Regions from separate parts of the Homo sapiens genome. Here region 2 is linked to region 1. A link is an interaction called in ENCODE POLR2A ChIA-PET data of the cell type or tissue named here. Cell type or tissue: OCI-LY7. All regions are shown on one strand. Region 1 has its middle 17 kb from the start of PLK5. Region 2 overlaps TCF3 (transcription factor 3).

What was found. ChIA-PET counts read pairs that join two places held together with the same protein. Peaks named below come from ENCODE experiments on the same cell type or tissue, not always from the same donor. Only the 100,000 strongest peaks of a DNase experiment are listed, where the experiment ranks them.
Region 2: POLR2A ChIA-PET joins it to region 1 with 5 read pairs; 4 of 35 experiments call an interaction of 5 or more read pairs at or near these places.

Annotation. Positions count from the first base shown.
Region 1 is chr19:1,539,713-1,542,212 of GRCh38, reverse strand. No RefSeq gene overlaps it. Among named protein-coding and RNA genes, the nearest start is that of PLK5, 17 kb to the right of the region's middle. In OCI-LY7, no CTCF peak of the experiment used is centred here; no DNase peak of the experiment used is centred here.
Region 2 is chr19:1,633,312-1,635,811 of GRCh38, reverse strand. The region is part of intron 3 of TCF3 (transcription factor 3); the gene reads left to right. Among named protein-coding and RNA genes, the nearest start is that of TCF3, 18 kb to the left of the region's middle. In OCI-LY7, no CTCF peak of the experiment used is centred here; a DNase peak (open chromatin) is centred at 991; H3K27ac peaks cover 1,374 bases.

The sequences.
Region 1 (2,500 bases):
ATCTTTGAGCCAGGGCTGGAGTGAATTCATGACCATTTCTTGAAGTTCCAACCCTTGTAAGCACCCAAAAAAGTGAGGCTATTAATTTTATTTCTGGCAGCACACAGTTCACCCGTCTAAGGAAGATTCCAGAAACTTTAGCACGAGGGCGGTGTGGGTGCTTTGCCATCTCTGGAAGTTCTTATACCTAGAAATAAGAATTGGCCCGGGAGGTTAGAAAATTAATATATTCTGTGGTTGGTTTATTTTTAATAAACCACCATTGTGGGCTCGGGGCGTGGGAGACGGCACAGATTGTTGCTGTTCTTGACGCCCACAAGCAGATGGAAATAAATACTCTAGGTAGGTCATTTTGCAAGACACCCAGTTAAACACTCTGAAGATGTTTTGTCTTTTTCTCCCTGGAAACAAATGTTCCGGGCAGAAATGAAGCTGTTTCTTGCATGTTTTGGGTTGTGTATTAGTTAGCTATTGCCGGGTCACAAGTTACCTTCACATTTGGTGTCTGGGCCAGGTACGGTGGCTCACAGTAATCCCAGTGCTTTGGGAGGCTGAGACGGGGGAGTTGCTTGAGACCAGGAGTTTGAGTCCAGCCTAGGTGACGGAGCGACACTCCTTCTCTCTATAAAAAAAGAGAAGAGGCCGAGCGCGGTGGCTCACACCTGTAATCCCAGCGCTTTGAGGGGCAGAGTCGGGCAGATCACCTGAGGTGAGGAGTTCGAGACCAGCCTGGCCAACATGGTGAAACCCCGTCTCTACTAAAAATACAAAAATTAGCCAGGCATGGTGGTGCATGCCTGTAATCCCAGCTACTCGGGAGGCAGGAGAATCGCTTGCACCCGGGAGGCAGAGGTTGCAGTCAGCTGAGATTGCACCACTGTACTCCAGCCTGGGCGACAGAGAGAAACTGTCTCAAAAAAAAAAAAAAGAAGAAGAAGAAAGAGAAGAAGGAGAAGAAGAAGAAGAACAACAACAACAACTTGGTGTCTTGCAATAACAACAAACTTTTTTTTTTTTTTTTTTTGAGATGGAGACTCGCTCTGTCGCCCAGGCTGGAGTGCAATGGCGTGATCTCCAATCACTCAATCACTGCAAGCTCCACCTCCCGGGTTCACGCCATTCTCCTGCCTCAGCCTCCCGAGTAGCTGGGACTACATGTGTGTATCACCACAGGTGGCTAATTTTTGTATTTTTAGTAGAGACGGGGTTTCACCATGTTGGCCAGGCTGGTCTCAAACTCCTGACTTCAGGTGAGCAGCCCATTTCAGCCTCCCAAAGTGCTGGGAATGCAGGCGTGAGCCACCACGCCCGGCCGGCTCATTTTGTTTTTAAAGGCAGTGATGCACTTGCTCTGTGTTTTCTCTGCTTGCTTTTGTTCCTCTCTCACCCACACTCCATTCCTTTGGGGTCCCTGGGGGCATCTCCAAATTCTCCCCACTGATCCCTCCTCCTAGGTCTGGCCACACCAAGGCACACGACCTCCCCTGACCCGTCCCCCTGCTTCCTCCCCCCACCCCAGCCCAGCGTGCCTGCAGCCCTCTCTACTCCCAACATGGGCCCCAGTGTCTGTTTTGGTCGTATTTTCTCTCCCATCCACAAACGCTGGCTTTGCTTCATCCCCCGTTCCATAAAAAGCACAGAGTTGGCTCTATCTCCACAGACGCAGCAACACACACAGGCACACGGCCGAGAGGCGACGCGGGGATGCCGCCATGGGTCAGTTATTCTCTCCAGGAAAGTAAGCATAGGAAACAGATGGGAAAAAAAGAGGAGACCCTGTCACTTCCCAGAAACAGAGGGGGCCCAGGGACAGGTGGTGGTGGACCCTGGGACTTGAGTTTGATTTGTTAAGGTTGCAATTTTGTGACAAAGAAACGGCATCCAGACCAAGCGCAGTGGCTCCCGCCTGTAATCCCAGCATTTTGGGAGGCCTAGGCGGGTGGATTGCCTCAGGTCAGGAGTTCAAGACCAGCCTGGGCAACATGGTAAAACCCCGTCTCTACTAAAAATACAAAAATTAGCCAAGTGTGGTGGCACACGCCTGTAGTCCCAGCTACTCAGGAGGCCGAGGCAGGAGAATTGCTTGAACCCAGGAGGCGGAGGCTGCAGTGAGCTGAGATCCGGCCACTGCACTCCGGCCTGGGCGAGAGAGTGAGACTCCATCTCAAAAAAAAAAATAAATAAATAAAAATAAAAGAAATGGGCCAGGCGCGGTGGCTCATGCCTGTTATCCCAGCACTTTGGGAGCCTGAGGTGGGCAGATTGCCCGAGGTCAGGAGTTCAAGGCCAGCCTGGCCAACATGGTGAAATCCCGTCTCTACTGAAAATGCAAAAATTATCTGGGCATGGTGGCACATGCCTGTAGTCCCAGCTATTCAGGAGGCTGAGGCAGGAGAGTTGCTTGAACCCCGGAGGCAGAGCTTTCAGTGAATTGAGATCACACCACTGCACTCCAGCCTGGGCGACAGAGTGAGACTCTGTCTCAAAAAAAAAAAAAAAA
Region 2 (2,500 bases), 94 kb before region 1:
ATTTGCTTTTGGGGACTGGGTTGTTCAGTACAGCAGGCATTAGCCATATACACATTTTTAAATGTAATTTTTAATGTGCTTGAAAAAATGCTGGCCACGTTTCCAGCAGTTGGTAGTGTGGTCCCCGTATTGGACAGCAGAGGTGGAGAATATTTTGATCCTCCAGGAAAATGTTCTTGGAAGCACAGTTATTTATGAGTAAAATGAAGACGTTGAGGGTGGGTGTTTTGGGGGCGTCAGCTGTGTTCCAGGCAGTGCTGCAGACAAAGAGGGGTCCCAGGCTGGGAAGGGGCTCAGGCAGGGGGTGTGGGTGGGGGTCACCTCCTGTGTTGGGGAAGAGGAGAGTGGTGAGATCAGGAAAGAGTTTGGTCTTTATCCTGAGGACGGTGGGGAGCCATGAGAGAGGGTAGAGGGAGGGAGAAGAGCCAAGTTTTGCTTCTAAAGGCTCCATCCGGCTGCCTGAGGATGTCAGCAGACTTGGAAGGAAGCTGCTGCAGGGACTGGGCTTAACCCGCTGCTGTAGCTATGGGGCAAGCTGCTGTTCTTTGGGAGGAGGGAAGGTGAGGAGGACTCCCAGGACTTTAGCCTGAGCACCTGAGTGGGGGCACATTGCAGAGCTGGGGCTATAGGATGAAGTCCCCAGGCCCATCTGAAGCCAGACCACCTGGTGGTGTGCCTGAGGGTTTGGCAGGGGCGGTACACAGGGCTGTGTTCAGGGCCCGTGTCCACCAATAGTTTTGCCTGCCCGGCATGGTAACCCCACTCCTGGTACTGAAGTCTGTCGATTGGGTTTCTTGTGCAGAGGCAGCTGAAGGCACTTGGACAGTCTTTTTCTGTATCAAGGTCAGCCAGCCTTCTCCGGAAAGGACCAAGGAGTGAATATTGTTGGCTGTGCAGGACAGATGGTCTCTATTGGAATTGATTCAACTCTACTGTTGCAGCAAAAGCAGCCGTTGATAGTACATGGACAAACGGGCATAGTGTGTGCCAATAAAACTTTATTTAAAAAGCAGCTTAGGGGCCAGACTTGGTCCTTGTGTACTGTTTGCAGATCCCTGCTGCAGACCAATCTCAGTCCTACCCGGTATTTACTAAGCGCCTTTTGAAGCCTCCCTCTCCCATTTGCCAACGAGCCACCAGGCAAAGACCAGTCCCCGGTCCCTCTCAGGAGGGGACCCAACAGGGACCGGGACTGGGAAACCACCAGCCTGGAGCATTCCTTGGCTACGGATGGCCTCTCTGAAGCAGCATCTTTCATTGTTATCCTCACGGCAGCCCAGGCAGGTGGGCGGCTTCCACACCCCGTGACTGGAATTGGAACTGAAGCCCAAGGGGTGGGCCGCTCCTGGGGCCCTCTCCCCAGCGCCCCTGCGCCGTCCACTCGCAGGCCTCTCCCGAGGCAGCCAGGCTGGCCCAGGGCAGGAAGGTGCCCTTCCCGGGTAAAACTCTGCGGTGCTTCACCAAAGAAATCACAGAAAACCACACTCTGACAGCAGTGTCTTATTCTATTAGTACATTTTAATTAGAACAGGAGCAATGGATGCATTATGAATATTCATGGTGGGTTATTAAAATGCATCATTAATCGGTGGGGGGGATTTTAATAACTGTATTAATGTGGGGGCTGTCCTTATTTTTGTCATTTCTAGGAGGAGGCCAAGGCTGGGTGAGGGAGGGTTCCCCCAAAGGGCAGATTGAGGCCGCAGTGCCTCTGGCACAGGCCTGTTGGAGTGAACTTCGGGGGCGATCCCTGGGCATGGGGCCCCAGGAGGTCCCCCACCACACCAGGCCTTCCAGGGGATGAGGGCTGGGGTGCCAGGAGCCTCCCGTTTGCTCAGTTGGGGGTCTCTGCACCTCCTGGGGTACTGGCTATGGCCGGAGGGGACCAGACAACATGCAGGTGGTATAGAGGCAAACTGAGACCCAGAGGGTGCCGGCGCTGTGCCCACCCCTACACAGCCAGCCCACCCTGGCCTCAGCAGCTGCCCTGTTCACCAGGGCCCACGTGCAGGACCAGGATCTTGGGGTGCAGATGGCCCAGACCTGGCAGCGAATGCCGTGTGGATTCCTGGAGACCACAGGAGCCCCCTGCCTGGCCCCCAACCCAGCCAAGGCAGCATCCCAGCCCCCCACTCATAATCACATTGGAAATTTTTGATTAGAAAACAAAATCTAAATGAGGCGCATGAATATTCATTAGACTTGGAGATTAATATGCATAATTATGCAAATCAGACAGCAATTAAACACCAATACTCCCCGGGGGGAATGATTAACACAAAGGCACCGAAATAGAAGGATGCGATTTGAAAGAAGTTTCTGGTGTGGATGAGCAGGGAGGGCAGGGGGCGGGGCGGGGGAGCCTGCAGAACAGCCTGAGGTGGTGCCGGTCACAGACATCAGCACTGGGCTGGGTCCCCCAGGCCTGGCTCTCGGGAAGCCTCTGGACTTGGGAGTTGGACATGGACACCCCCAGCCCTGCAAAAGTAGGGCCTGTTTG